2 separate regions of the Homo sapiens genome follow, and region 2 is linked to region 1. Evidence: read pairs that join two places in POLR2A ChIA-PET (ENCODE). Cell type or tissue: OCI-LY7. All regions are shown on one strand.

Region 1 (8,000 bases):
TAGTAGGTGTTATTTATTAAGTGTATATAGTGGCTAGTAAATACACCATTTACTAGCCGCTATATAGTTCTGTGTGGAATATAAATTTCCCGTGTGGAACCAGTGATCAAATTGCTCTTGAAGATATAAAATAATGTATGCTACATGTACATGTTCTTTGCCCATAGGAGGACTCCAATTAATGGGGAATGAATAAATGAATATGAACAATTGCACGGGTGGTGAAACTCAGAGTGTGATTTCTAGGCGTAAGGATTGAAGTTCCACCGTTCATGGGTACACACTTTATATCATCTCTTTAACCAATGTCCCAACTCTCATTGTGATGCACTTTATATTTAGAAGACAGCCGGGTAACTCCCTTTTTCTTTCCTCTCATGCATACTTTAAATTTTCATTATGGAAGGTATTATTCAAATTTTAGACCTTTCTATTTGATTTTAGTAATGTAAGACAAAATATGAGCAAGTAAGGGAATGGAATTTATATTTATATACTATCTACTATGTGCCAGGCTCTTTTTACATGGTATATCTCATTACTTTTTCGCAAGAAAACTTTATGAGGATACAGAGAGTATCTACAAATAAAATTTACAGAAAACGTGCAAGACCCTTATGACAAAAATTATGAACCCTTCTCAAAAGATACTACGGTTTGAATGTGTGTCCCCTACAAAATTCATGTTGAAACTTAACCCTTATTGTGGTGGTATTAAGAGGTGGGGTCTTTTTGGGAGGTGATTACATCGTGAGGCCTTGGCCCTTATGAATGGATTAGTGCCTTATTAAAGAGCCGGAGGAAACTAGCTTAGGCACCTTTTTACCTTTCCATCTCTTCTCCTTTTCCTCCGTGTGAAGACGCAGCATTCAAGGTGCCATCCTGGAAGCAGAGACCCAGCCCCCGCCAGACACTGAACTTGCCTGTACCTTCATTTTAAACTTCCCAGACTCCAGAATTGTGAGGAAATACATTTCTGTTTTTTTAATAAATTACCCAGTCTCAAATATTTTGTTATAAAAGCACAAATGGACTGAGATGAAGACCTAAATCAAGTGAGATATGCCATACTCATAAATGGGAAGACTCATTATGAAAATAACGTCATGTTTTTCTAATTTAATCTATAAATTTAATGCAATTAAAATAAAAATTCCTGTACAGTTTTTCATAGATCTTGAGGAGCTCAGAAATTCATATGAAAGAGCAAATATCCAAGATTCATCAAGACAATATTGAAAAATAACATAGTGGTACTCATCCTATTAGACATGAAAACTTGTTATAAAGCTACAGTAGTTAAACAATATCATTTTTACCTTGAGAGAGACAAATAGACAGATGGAACGGAATTGAGAACCCAGAAATAAAGCCAAATATCTAAAGATATCTATCCTGTAATAATAGCACTTTGGGAGGCTGAGGTAGAAGAATCATTTGGGGCCAGGAGTTTAGACCAGCCTGGGCAACATAGTGAGTCCTTGCCTCTACAAAAAAAATTTTTAATTAGCTGGGCATAGGGGTGCATGCCTGTAGTCCCAGATACTGGCCAGGTGTGGTGACCCACAGCTGTAATCCCAGCACTTTGGGAAGCTGAGGTGGGAGGCCGTTTGAGCCCAGGAGTTTAAGGCTGCAGTCAGCCATGATTGTGCCACTGCATTACAGCCCAGGCAACAGAGCTAGACTCTGTCTCCCAGAAAAAAAGAGGTAAAAGAAACCTGATATATGATAGAGGAGACATTATAATCAGTAAGGAAAAAGAAAGAACCAGTCAATAAATGATGACCCAATTGTTTATCCATACAGAATACAGAAAAACCATTTTTGACTCCTACCACATAACCACAAACAATAAGTTCCATGTGGATTAAAGATATCTAAATGTGAAACTCAAAAAAATCAACCATAAAGGAAAACAATGGACAAATACGATTATTTTAAAATATAAAACTTTTGCATGCCCAAAGATACCAAAACAAAGTAAAAAAAATCACACTGGAAGAAGATATTTGCAATGCAATAAATAATAAATTAATGACACCTAGAATACTTAAAGAACTTCTAAAATAAGAGGCTGGGCATAGTGGCTTATGCTTATAATCCCAGCACTATGGGAGGCTGAGGAATGAGGATTGCTTGAGCCCAGGAATTTCAAGACCATCCCTAGCCTAGGCAACACTGTGAGACCTCATTTCTACAAAAAATTGAAAAAGTAGCTTGGTGTGGTGGTATGCACCTGTAGTCCCAGCTACTTTGGAGGCTGAGGCAGGAGAATTGCTAGAGCCCAGAAGTTTGAGACTGCAATGAGCTATGATCATGCCACTGTACTCCAGCCTAGGTGACAGAACAAGATTCTGTCTCAAAAAAAGATAGGAAAAAGACAAAAACCCAGTAGAAAATAGGCAAATATATAAGCAGAAGGAGAAATACAAATAGCTATTAAACATATAAGAAGAGGCTGGGTGCGGTGGCTCATGCCTATAACCCCAGCACTTTGGGATGCTGAGGTGGGAGGATCACCTGAGGTTGGGAGTTTGAGACCAGCCTGGCCAACATGGTGAAACCCCGTCTCTACTAAAAATACAAAAATCAGCCAGGCCTGGTGGCACATGGTGGTGCATCCCAGCTACTTGGGAGGCTGAGGCAGGATAATCGCTTGAACCTGGGAGGGGGAGATTGCAGTGAGCTGAGATTGCACCACTGCCCTCCAGCCTTGGCAACAGGGCGAGACTCCATCTCAAAAAAAAAAAAAAAAAAAAAAAAAAAAAAAAAAATCTTTGCACTCATTCTCCAAGCCTAGGTATGGTCCAATTCTTCCAGTACACCAAGGCAAGAAACCCCGGGGTACAGAAAGCCCTCTGTCCTTGCAACAAGGTAGAGGGTCTAATTAAGCTAACACAAGCCGCCCATAGATGGCAAACTAAGAGTACCCTGTAACACACATCCACTGGGGCTTAAGGAGCTGTAAACATTCGCCGCTAGACACTGCCATGGGGTCGGAACCCCACAGCCTGCCCATCTGTATGCTCCCCTAGAGGTTTGAGCAGCAGGGCACTGAAGAAGCGACCCCCACCCCCACCACACACCCAGTTGGGGGACAAGGGAACCTTTCCCGTTTCAGTGATAAGAGAAAATTCCACTGACAAAATGGAAATTGGGCTGTATAGGTAAGAAAGAATATGTCAAAGGAGCCCTGTCTTTTAGGTATAGAATAAAAAAGTCAAGCCAGGAGAAGATGCACCTTTTAAGGAATATCAAAGTGAATAGCATTAACTTTCCAGCTCTAGCAAGTGAAAAGAAGGAACGGCAACACTATCACCAATAAAGAATGCCTTTAAACTCGTAAGATGGTGAGGAGAAAAAGAGACCTTTAAATATTTTTTGCTCATTTAAAAAATTTCCTTCTTTCTGAGAAAATGCCCTGTGACTAGAAAACTAGAATAATCTGAAATGAAAAAGCAGCCAAACAGTACAGACTAGGAAATGGTGGTTTGTAAGTCATCACCTCTTAAGTGCTGGCTTCATGTTCTACTTTTAGAACATAATCAAAGCTAGGTACTCTCTTTCCACAAAAATGCACACTATATCCCCCAAATTTTGCACACAGTTTTAGGGATTCACACACATTTTGATAAACAATCCATGGACACTCTCATCCCCAACATAGGGATCCATGGATGCTAGGTTAAAATCCTTCTTTTAGGGTGGGCGCAGTGGCTCACACTTGTAATCCCAGCACTGGGAGGCTGAGGCCGGCAGATCACTTGAGGTCAGGACTTTGAGACCAGCCTGGGCAACCTGGTGAAACCCTGACTTCACTAAAAATACAAAAATTAACCAGGCGTGGCGGCATGTGCCTGTAATCATAGCTACTCAGGAGGCTGAGGCATGAGAATTGCTTGAATCCAGGAAGCGGAGGTTGCAGTGAGCCGAGATCATACCACTGCACTCCAGCCTGGGTGACACAGCTGGACTTCATCTAATAAATAAATAAATAAATAAATAAAAATAAATAAATAAATAAATAAATCCCTCTTTTAAAGAAATAGATTCAGTAATGTCATCAATAGGCACATCCTGGCTATTGCTGGTGGTATGTATGTATTCTCAAATATTACTACACTGAAACAGTGGAAATGGGATGCCCAGATGACAACAAAAAGTTGGGGCAGGGGAGACAGGGAAATGACAAGTAGAAGGATGGTGAGTTTTGGTGTTAGACAAACACGGGTTTGAATCCCACTCTGTTGTGTGACCTTTATGAAGGTATTTAACTCTTTAAGTCAGCCTCACTTTCCCCATCTGTAAAATATAGACTAACTATAGTGTCAATTTCATGGGATTCTTGTAAGAATTCAACAGGATAATTAATATACACAAGACTATTAAACCCAGTGTCTTGTCATACTTTAAACAGCTTAAAAAATGATAGCTATTTATTATTGACCAGAACGTCACAAATTGGCTATTTTATTTTTGAGACAGTCTTGCTCTGTTTGTTGCCCAGGCTGAAGTGCAGTGGTATGATCTCGATTCACTGTAAGCTCTGCCTCCCAAGCTCAAGTGATTCTTGTGCCTCAGCCTCCTGAGTAGCTGGGACTACAGGCGTATGCCACCACACCTGGCTAATTTTTGTATTTTTAATAGACAGTGTTTTACCATGTTGGCCAGGCTGGTCTCAAACTCCTGGCCTCAAATGATCTGCCCACCTCAGCCTCCTAAAATGCTGGGATTACTTACAGGTGTGAGCCACAATGCCCAGCCAGTTAGTTTAATTTTCTTTCCCAAAATAATTTTAGAACAATGATTTACATAATTAAAAGAGAACTTGTGGCTGGATGTAGTGGCTCATACTTGCAATCCTCATACTTTGGGAGGCTGAGGTGGGAGGATCTCTTGAGGCCAGGAGTTTGAGACCAGCATGGACAACATAGCAAGACCCCCATCTTTACAAATAAAACAAAGAAAATTAGTCTGGCATGGTGTCACACACCTGTAATCCTAGCTACTTGGAAGGCCAAGGCAGGAGGATAGTTTGAGCCCAGGAGTTTAAGGCTGCAGTGAGCTATGACCACACCACTGCACTCCAGCCTGGGTGACAGAGCAAGACCTTGTCTCAAAAGAAGAGAGAGAGAGAGAGAACTTGTTAACTTATTATCCATATAGCTTTGTGGGAAAAGACATCCTTCTATTCTAAAATGAATGTCTGTGTCATGTGCTAGGCAATCACAGCCATATTCCAAGTCTGCTCTTCCTCCCTTGACCTCTGCCACCCTGGTCTTGGTTTTCATCATCTTTCCCTGGGATTCTTCAATAGCCTCTTCACTTGCTTCCCAGTAACTCTCCAACACATGTAGAATAAGGCCCCTCTTAAAAGGCTCTCATATATAATCTGGCCCCCAGATAGGTCTTCCAACCCACCTCCTTCTCTCTTTCTACTCTGGTCATACCCACCTCCACGCTGTTTCCCCGGTACTACACTCCTTTCCTTTCCTGAGCATTGCCTCTTGCTGGTCCCTTTACCTGTGGTTCTCTTACTTCAGAGATCTACATGGCTTGCTCTGTCCTTTCAGTCAGGTCTCTGCTCAAACTTCACTCCCTCAGAGAAGGCTTCTCTGACCAACTCATCTAAGATGGCACCTCATTGCCCCATCCCTCTCTATTCCCTTACCTGTCTTATTTTTCTTCATAGCACCTTCCATATCCCCACTGTTTTGTTTTGTTTTGTTTTGTTTTGAGACAGGGTCTCACTCTGTCATCCAGGCTAGAGTGCAGTGGCACCCTTATGGCTCACTGCAGCCTTTATATCTGGGCTCAAGCAATCCTCCCACCTCAGTCTCCCGAGTAGCTGAGACTACAGGTGCACACCACCATGCCCAACTAATTTTTGTGGGTTTTTTTTTGTGTAGAGACAGGGTTTTGCTATGTTGCCCGGGCTGGTCTTGAACTCCTGGGCTCAAGCGATTCTGCTGCCTTGGCCTCACAAAGTGTTGTTGGGATTACTTATGTGAGCCACTACACCGAGCCTGTATCTTGACATTTTATCACACATTTAGTTATAATTTTTTTTTGAGACAGAGTCTCTCTCTGTCACCCAGGCTAGAGTGCAGTGATGCAATCTCAGCTCACTGCAACCTCCACCTCCCAGGTTCAAGCAATTCTTCTGCCTCAGCCTCCCAAGTAGCTGGGACTACAGTCACGTGCCACCATGCCCAGGTAATTTTTGTATTTTTAGTAGAGACGGGGTTTCACCCTATTTGTCAGGCTGGTCTCGAACTCCTGACTTCAGGTGATCCATTCACCTTGGCTTCCCAAAATGCTGGGATTACAGGTGTGAGTCACCATGCCTGGCCTCTACTTATAATTTTATTGTCCGCCTCTCCCTCCATTGAAAGCAAGGATTTGGTTTTATTTCCTGCCTAGCACAGAGCCTCGCACTTAGGAGATGCTCTGCAAACGTGTGGATGAAGGAAAGAGTGAACGAGGAAGCGAGGGAAGAAGTACAAATCTGGTCTTTGTTTCTGCCTCCTGTGGCTCTTGCTTTAACAAGCTTGGAAATTCCACACCAATATTTCCCCAGCTGGCGGGAAGCTCCGAGGGAGGTGGGATGGCACCTGCTAAGGTGGGGTGCCTGTCAGTGCAACCCCTGCCCGCCGACCTCTCCACAGCCGTGGCAGTGCCCTTCTTTCCTCCTGAATCCTCCCTAATGGACCCTTTAAATAGCACTGGACCCAGGACTGACCTCTCAAAACTCTCCTCGGTTCCTTGATTTAATGAGAATCTTTGCCTTTCCAGCCAAGAACAATGTCACTGGACTTCTGTTTCCTGACCTTTTAGAAAACCCAAGGATGTGGGACAAAAGTCTCACTACAGTTAGCCAGGTCGGTTCTGCTCTGCTGCTGCTCTGCTCTGGATAATCCGTCTTCTTAGCCTGACCAGAGTTTTTCTTAATAAAATTAGTATTGTGCACTCTGATCTCTCGAGGTGTTTGAAAATTGGTTGTATTAATTTTTTCCCTTGTATTTTCGTGGGCACCAAAATTAAGCTTACTGGTCTTCTTCATTTCTCCTTTATAACATAGTCAACATGTAGCTCTTTTTCAACCTTTTGTATGAATTTGAAAGCATTTTGGAAGGGTAGCTGTTATATAATAATCATGACATTTACTTATGTCGGAGGCAGGACGATTACTTGAGCCCAGGAGTTTGAGACCTGCCTGGGCAACACAGGAAGACACTGTCTCTACAAAAAAAATTTAAAAATTAGCTGGGTATGGTGGCATGCACCTGTGGTCCCAGCTGCTCAAGAGCCTAAGGTGGGAGGATCACCTGAGCCTGGGAGATAGTGGTTGCAGGGAGCTGTGACTGCACCATGGCTGCATTTGATTGCAAGTTGTTTTAGCAACATGATTGCATTTAAAGTTATTTAAAAGTTTATAGGCTGACCATGGTGGCTCACACCTGTAATCCCAGCAATTTGGGAGGCCGAAGCGGGTGGGTCACCTGAGGCCAGGAGTTCAAGACTAGCCTGGGCGATGAAGCAAGACTGTCTGAAAAATAAATAAATAAATAAATGAATAAAAGTTTATAACAGTGTTTATAGTTACAATTTATTAAGCACCTACTATGTGCAGCTGTTGTACCAAGAGTATCACATTGATTATCTCACTTAGTCCAATTAACAATCCTATGACATGGGCTATAATAACTAGCACTTATTGTGTGCCAGTTAACCTATTACATATATCACATTATTACACATATTATTTCACTTAATTCTCTCAGTAACTCGATGGCAAAGGTAATGTGATTATCCCCATTTTGCAGATGAAGGATCTGAGGCTCAGAGAGGTGTATTTTTCTGCTAGGGCTGCCGTAAGAAATGATACAAACTGGGTGCCTTTAACAACAGGAATTTATTTTTCTCACAGTTCTGGAGGCTGGAGGTCCAAGATTAAGGCGCCTCCAGGGTTGGCTTCTGATGAGGCCTCTTTTCCTGGC
Region 2 (8,000 bases), 65 kb before region 1:
GAATTACCATGGTCTTAGTGGCTTAAAACAATAGAATTTTATTGCCTTATAGTTCTGTGAGGCTCGAAGTCCAAATTCAAAATGTTGGCCAGCCCATACTCCCTCTGAAAGCTCTAGGAGAGAATTCTTCCTTCCTTTTTTTTTTCCTGAGACAGACCCGCTCTATTGCCTAGGCTGGAGTACAGTGGGGCAATCTCAGCTCACTGCAGCCTCTTTCTGCTGGGTTCCAGCAATACTCCTGCCCCAGGCTGCCAAGTAGCTGGGATTACAGGTGCCCACCACCTTGCCCAGCTAATTTTTGTCTTTTTAGTAGAGACAGCATTTCACTGTGTTGGCCAGGCTGGTCTCAAACTTCTGACCTTAACCTGACCTTAAGTGATCTGCCCGCCTTGGCCTCCCAAAGTACTGGGATCTTTGGGGTATCGATTTTCTTCCTGTAAACCTTTGTGGCCGGTGGCACCTTTGCCTGACTTCTTGTGTCCAGGAAGAATGAGGTACACAGACAAGTGAAAGGTGAAGAAGTCAAAGGGGAGCTTTATTTAGTGTTAGCACAGCTCAGAGGAGACCCACAGTGGGTAGCTCCTCTCTGTAGGCAGGTTGTCCCATGGAGTGTTCAGCTCTCAGCAGAGACGAGGCCCTGGAGAGGGTAGCTCCTCTCCACAGGCGGGTTGTTAAGAGCATCTCTGCTCTCAGCAGAGAGGGTAGCTCTTCTCTGCAGCTAGTCTTGCCATTGTCTCTCCATCCTCTGCCCTCTTCTTGCTGATCCCAGGGCTCAGAGGGGAGGAAGTATGTGTTGATTGGTCCATGGGCAGCCATAGGTGACCTGGAGGAGGCACAAGTCCCCACTCCAGTCTGCGGGACTGGCAGCCCAGCCCCCAGCCTTCAGGCCCTCTCTGGCCTGAAGGTGTGGCCTTACTGGAACCTGCTCCCTTCCCTCCAGGAATCTGTCTGCCTTCTGCTGCCATTCATGACCCCGGGGCTCAGCCCCAACCCTGCTTGGAGATTGGAGCAGGCACTGGGAGAGGAGAGGCCAGGCAATGGGAGCAGACAACCCCAGGCCTGCAGGTATGTTTGGGGAGGGGCCTTCTTGGGCCCCCGCGGGTGCAGGCTGCAGAGATGCCTGGGTCCTGTGCCTGGGAGGGCAGCTGCAGCTGCACTCTGGGAGCTACCACCCCTCCAACTTGGAAGCCTCTTCCTCTGCTTGTCCCTGGCTCCTGCCTGCTCTGTGGAGCAGGAGGCCCAGGTCTACAGCTGCAGGTCCAGGGGCTGCAGTTGCACCCAGGAGGGCAGATCCTGCCTGCTCCTGGCCACCCTCAAGAGTGAGGGGAGGCTTGCGTCCACAGCTGCAGTTTGGGTGCCCGTATCCCCACCCAGGGGGGCAGGGCCCCTGCCTGCTCAGTAGAGCAGGAGGCCTGGGTCTGTGGCCATGGTCAGCTGCCGTCATTGGGATGACAGTCATGAGCCACTAGCCTGACCCTTCCTTCCTCTTCTCACCTTCTGGTAGCTCCTGCAAACTTTGGAATTCCTTGGTTTGTAACTGTGTTACTCAATCTCTGCCTTTATCTGCACATGGCCTTCTCTCCTGTGTCTTTCTGTGTTTTTCCCTTTTTTTTTTTTTTTTTTTGAGACCGAGTCTTGCTCTGTCGCCCAGGTTGGAGTGCAGTGGCTCAGTCTCGGCTCACTGCAAGCTCCGCCTCCCGGGTTCACGCCATTCTCCTGCCTCAGCCTCTGAGTAGCTGGGACTACAGGTGCCTGCCACTGCGCCTGGCTAATTTTTTGTATTTTTAGTAGAGACGGGGTTTCACCGTGGTCTTGATCTCCTGACTTGGTGATTTGCCTGCCTCGGCCTCCCAAAGTGCTGGGATTACAGGCGTGAGCGACCGGTTTTTTCCTTTAAGGACACTAGTCATTAGGTTTAGAGCCCACCCTTATCAAGTATGATCTTACTTTAACTAATTATATCTGCAAAGACTCTATTTTCAAGTAAGGTCACATTTTTAGGTTCAGGATGGACATGAATTTTGGGGGGAACACTTATTCAGCCCACCCTGGTGGCTGTACCATGTCGCATTCCCTCTAGCAATGCCTGAGAGTTATAGTTGTTCCCAATCCTCACAACTTCAGGCTTAGCAACTTTAGGAGATAGAATAGTTTCATGAGAAGTCTCAGGACTGTCTCTCATTGGGCTGCCTTGGCATACATGCGTGTTCATCCTTGAACTTATCGCTACAGCCCAGACATGGAACATGATGGTTGGCCAGGATGTGGTCATATCCCTACTCCTAAAGGTAGGGATGGGGAGGGGTCAGTGCCACATGAATCACGTAAATTGATTGTGGATAAGGGGCTTCCTGGAAGAAAACTAGGGAGATGTTAACAGAAGAAGAGGAACTGAAAGATTGTCAGGTAAAAACAACTAATTTCCTCTACAAATAGGAAAGTGCCTTTTGCAACCGCTCCTTATCAGTTTCCAACAACTGCTGGAATCAAAGCAATTGATTGTTTTCTATGTGCCAGGCACTATGCCACGTGTTTTACATGGCTCCAAGTTCCCCAGCATTCCTCTGGGGAAGATTCCATTACTCTCACCTTTTTTTTTTCTTTTTTTTTTTTGAGGTGGAGTCTCGCTCTGTCACCCAGGCTGGAGTGCAGTGGCATGATTTCTGCTCACCGCAACCTCCACCTCCCAGGTTCAAGCGATTCTCCTGCCTCAGCCTCCTGAGCAGCTGGTATTACAGGCGTCTGCCATCATGCCCAGCTAACTTTTGTATTTTTAGTAGAGACAGGGTTTCACCATGTTGGCCAGGCTGGTCTTGAACGCCTGACTTGAAGTGACCGCCGACCTCGGCCTCCCAAAGTGCTGGGATTACAGGCATGATCCAACGTGGCCGGCTCACCCTTTTTACATGTAGGAAACTAAGACTTGGAGACTTTGGATAACATTGCAAAAGTCATGTAGCTATTAGGGGGTGACCCTGGATCCTGGGCCAGGTCTGCTAACATCAGTGCCCACTATACTGTCCTTGTATTTCTCCCCAGTCTCCCAACCAGCCAGTCTGTCCCTGTCTACCTTGATTTGACCCTTTCATTGACATGCATAATTTCTTGGAGTGGTAACTTTTTTTTTTTTTTTTTTTTTTTAACATTTCAGGGCTTCTCCTAGGGATAACCTCTGCTTCCTGCTGAGTTCTGGATCTAGAGCACAGGCAGGTTTCCTCCCCTTTCTCCTGTAGCTACTGAACTCTGACTTTGTAGTGGTGGAGTGTCTGGGGCCCAAGAGAGATTTCTGTCCTTCACCTGGCAATAGTAGACCGCTAATTTATATCAGAGTGTGTTTCTTGCCCCTCCCCCAGGGGCAGACAGGCACTACCTTGTCCTCAGACAAGGCTCAAAGCATGAATGGGCTTCCCTAGGTATGCCTGCTCCACCCTAAAACCTTGGCAGGTGCTGTAGGGCTGTACCACCAAGGGGGAAGGGTCTCCCAGGCCTACTGTGCTGTTTCCAGTCTTTCTCATGCATGCCGAGTAGAGGCCAGTGGAAAAGGATGGCAAGCAGATGGGGATTTCTCTGTGTCCAGCGTGCTCAGGGCTTCTAAACTGCCATGCTAGCTTATCCTTTGCCGGTAAGAATTTGTTTTCTTCTTATCCAGTTTTCTGATGATTGTCTGTTCTTCCCATTCTCTGCCAAAAGAGGAAACAGCTGGTGTGTCTTGTCCCTTTTTGGAAGGACTTGTGAGCCTTAGGAATTCAGTTCCCTTGATTGCTTTGTATAACAGCGCAATTCGCTGATGGACTAAAACAAAATTATGGTTTTGTATGTCTTATAGGTTATCCATTTTTTAATGTATTTATTTGACACATTGCGGGGTTTTTTTTTGTTTTGTTTTTGAGACAGAGTCTCACTCACTCTGTTACCCAGGCTGGTGCACAGTGGCACAATCTTGGCTCACTGCAACCAACCTCTGCCTCCCGGGTTCAAGCGATTCTCCTTCCTCAGCCTCCCGAGTAGCTGTGATTATAGGTGCCCGCCACTATGCCCAGATAATTTTTGTATTTTTAGTAGAGATGGGGTTTTGCCATGTTGGCCATGCTGGTCTCGAGCTCCCTCCTGACCTTAGGTGATCTGCCCGCTTTGGCCTCTCAAAGTGCTGGGATTACAGGCGTGAGCCACCGCGCCCGGCTGGTTATCCATTTTTCTCTTGTGTATGCCAGCCTCACAGAGTGTGGGATATGAGAAAGAAAGGATCCTAGGGTCGAATAAACTTGAGAAATTTGTCATGTCTTATCCTCTTCTGGATATTTACATGGCACATTCATATCTTAAAGACCCTGAGAATTCCTGCAAAATAGAGAAATACATATATATTGAGATGGAGTCTTGCTCTTGTTGCCCAGGCTGGAGTGCAATGGCACAATCTCGGCTCACTGCAACCTCCGCCTCCCAGGTTCAAGCAATTCTCCTGCCTCAGCCTGTCAAGTAGCTGAGATTACAGGCGTGCACCACCACACCTGGCTAATTTTGTAGTTTTAGTAGAGACGGGGTTTCACCATGTTGGTCAGGGTTGTCTCAAACTCCTGACCTTAGGCAATCCACCAGCCTCGGCCACCCAAAGTGTTGAGATTGCAGGCATGAGCCACCACACTTGGCCTTGAGAAATAAATTTAACTTTGTTTAACAAAGTGTCCCTAAAGTTTGTTTGATCATAGAACCCTTTGCTTGTGTAGCACTCATTATTTCCCTTAGAATTAATATTCTGTGAACACCGTTCGGAAAATAGAGGCTGGATGTTGATGTTTTATTGTCTGGGAACCTGGAACCAAAATAGAAAGCCAGGATCCGTAAAGATAGTAACAGAATTGTTGTGGGTATTTCTAGAACCAAAAGCCATCCTGGAGATTGGGTGGAGGTTCTGGGTGATACCGAGGCACTCAGCAACGGCCTTGGTCAGTAGTCCGTGTTTCATCTTGTATGCTATAACTTCAGAGATGGCCGGGTGTGGTCACTCACTCCTGTAATCCCAGTGCTTTGGGAGGCCGAGGCGGGTGGATCACTTGTGGTCAGGAGTTTGAGACCAGCCTGACCAACATAGCAAAACCTCGTCTCTACTAAAAATCCAAAAATTAGCTGGGCGTGGTGGCAGGCACCTGTAATCCCAGCTACTTGGGAGGCTGAGGCAGGAGAATTGCTTGAACCCGGGAGGCAGAAGTTGCAGTGAGCAGAGATTGCACCACTGCACTCCAGCCTGGACAACAGAGTGAGATTCTATCTCAAAACACAAACAAAAACAAAAACAACAAAAGACTTCAGAAAGGATACCTGGATGAATGAGACACAAAGTCAAAATAAAATGTCTGGAAGTCTCTAGATCATTCCATGGACTCTCCTTTCTGACACACCCATCTCACTCTCTGAAACCAATAAGAAATCTCTTCCTGGCCCCTGTGTTTATATGGCTTGCTCCGATGGCTGGTGCTCACCAACCCTGCTGTGGTTGGGGCAGACCCTGAATATGGAGCTGCTATGATATAGTAGGGCTGGATGCCAACCTGTTTTGTGGATCTTCATCCTAGTTGTAAATGATTTCTCAGCCTCAAATTAAAACTCCTTGGCTTCTGGGCCCTGGTCTACCCCAGGGATTTGAGAGTGGGCATTTGGTCTCTCTGCTCTGTGCCCCTCAGTTCCATCACCATCCCTTGAAGTAGCCTAGACACCTGTTGTTTTCAGCTCCTTGCACCCTTTTTATTTTTGCTCATGGGACACCACCTCTCTCCTCCATCCCATATTCAGGTGGGTCTGCCCGTCCATAATTGCTGGTAGGGACCAAAGCTGGGGTTCAAACCCAAAGGGTCTGATTCCAAAACCCACTTTCATAAAAATTACTCTAGCTTGCTTCTTGGTACCAAATTACATTGCTTTTCATTGCATTTAATTTTTAATACTCTAGATCGTGAAATACACTACAGAGTTTCTCTCCAGTCATTTGGATAACCACATGTCAGACAATATCTGAGTCAAGGTTTAAAATTACAGAAAATAAACCAAAGTTCTCATCTCACAACAGGGAAAAGTATCATCTTACTAGTTTTAATGGTGGCAAAAAATTAAGGTTCTGTTTGAAAAATTATTTTTTCTCTAAGATCCTTAGTCCTTTTTATTCCTCAACTACATCAGCTAAAATGTGGCCATGTATGATGATTATGGAAGTGAAGAGCTTTTTCTGAAGGATACTAACCTAATTACTCTGGAAATATCAACCATGAATCAAGAAGTATATTATGACTTAATTGTTCATTGCACAAAATTTAGATAATCACTCATTTCTTCCATGCCTTCCCTCTCTCCATCTAGAAGCGTATTTAACTAAGTAATCAGGGGTACTAACTATTCACAGCCTAGGCAAGTGTAGGGAAATAACCACCTTAATAACACATTGGCAGCCTCAGAAATGGCTGGCTATGAATAAGCACATAGCACTTAGTCTGCTCCTTCTTATGTGTTTGCCAATACATTTGCAATTTCATGCACAGTTTTAAATGTTAAGCATTAATCTGAAATGGGCACTGAAGCATCAGTAAAGTCTACAATTTGCCCCCTTTAATGAAAATGCTAGATATAGATTTAATGCAAAACTAAACATTTGGCTCAATATGTTCTACTCCAGTAAATTAGCTAGTGTTTGTCATCTTTTTAAAAAAACAGGGGCTGAATGCCTCATTTCACATGGTTTTGTTAGGGACAGATAGAAAGCTGATAAACAACCCATTTGTTCTATGACAGTAGCTCCTCGTCACACTACTGAAGTTAAGCTTCAGTGCTCATTTCCTTTACAAATCCTGTTGTGAGTTTAAGTGGCCTGCTGTTGAATATTTGACTGAAGTGTAGCCTTGACAAGAGTGTTTTCCCAGAGGAATACAGACGAAGCTTTTTTGGACAGTGGCCCTAGAGCAGTGGATTCTGAAATGACTCAGTGAACCTGAAAGGGAACAGAGCATCAGGGAGCCCTACTGTGCGCTATTTGAAACTGTCAGAGATGTTATCCCACAACAGCCTGAACAGGTTCATGTAATTGCCCTCTACTTGGCCAGATGAGGAAACCGAGGGCTAGAGATGAAGCTGTGTAGCTAGGAAGTGATGAAACCTGGATTTGACCCCACTCACTATTTCACACTGTCTGGCAGCTGGGAGCTGCCCTTCCTATATCTCTACCAGTGGTGCATTATTTGTCATTCAAGGAGCTTACACATGCCACCTCCTCCAGGAAGTCATTGCTGATTGCTCACTATTAACCATCCTTCTTATGTGTTTTTATTGTACTTTATCTGTTTCCAATGTAGTCCTTAGGACATTCTGCCTTTTGGTACATTAATTTAATACCTATCTGACTCTTTATAAGAGAAAGGGCTATCTCTTACATTGACCTTGTATATACTGCAGGACTTTCACTATCAAAGGCACTCGATAAATGTTCATTGAGGCTGGGCATGGTGGCTCACACTCCTAATCCCAGTACTTACAGTGGCCAAGGTGGAAGGATCACTTGAGGCCAGGAGTTTGAGACCAGCCTGTGAAACATAGCAAGATCTCATCTCTGCAAAAAAAAATTTTTTTTGAGACAGAGTCTCTCTGTGGCCAGGCTGGAGTGCAGTGGTGCAATCTCAGCTCACCGCAACCTCTGCCTCCCAGGTTCAAGTGATTCTCCTGCCTCAGCCTCCCAAGTAGCTGAGACTACAAGCTCGTGCCACCACGCCCGGCTAATTTTTCTATTTTTAGTAGAGACAGGGTTTCACCATGTTGGCCAGGATGGTCTCGATCTCCTGACCTCGTGATCCACCCGCCTCAGCCTCTCAAAGTGCTAGGCTTACAGGCATGAGCCACTGCACCCAGCCAAAACTTTTTTTAAAAAAATTAGCCAGGCGTGGTGGGGGGCACCAGTAGTCTGAGCTACTCAGGAGGCTGAGGTGGGAGGATCGCTTGAGTCCAGGAGGTTGAGGCTGTAGTGA

What was found. Peaks named below come from ENCODE experiments on the same cell type or tissue, not always from the same donor. Only the 100,000 strongest peaks of a DNase experiment are listed, where the experiment ranks them.
Region 2: POLR2A ChIA-PET joins it to region 1 with 5 read pairs; 5 of 35 experiments call an interaction of 5 or more read pairs at or near these places.

Annotation. Positions count from the first base shown.
Region 1 is chr10:92,778,600-92,786,599 of GRCh38, forward strand. No RefSeq gene overlaps it. Among named protein-coding and RNA genes, the nearest start is that of EXOC6, 66 kb to the right of the region's middle. In OCI-LY7, no CTCF peak of the experiment used is centred here; a DNase peak (open chromatin) is centred at 3,832.
Region 2 is chr10:92,713,724-92,721,723 of GRCh38, forward strand. No RefSeq gene overlaps it. Among named protein-coding and RNA genes, the nearest start is that of HHEX, 28 kb to the left of the region's middle. RefSeq lists an enhancer at 6,553-7,108. In OCI-LY7, no CTCF peak of the experiment used is centred here; DNase peaks (open chromatin) are centred at 628 and 6,818; H3K27ac peaks cover 692 bases.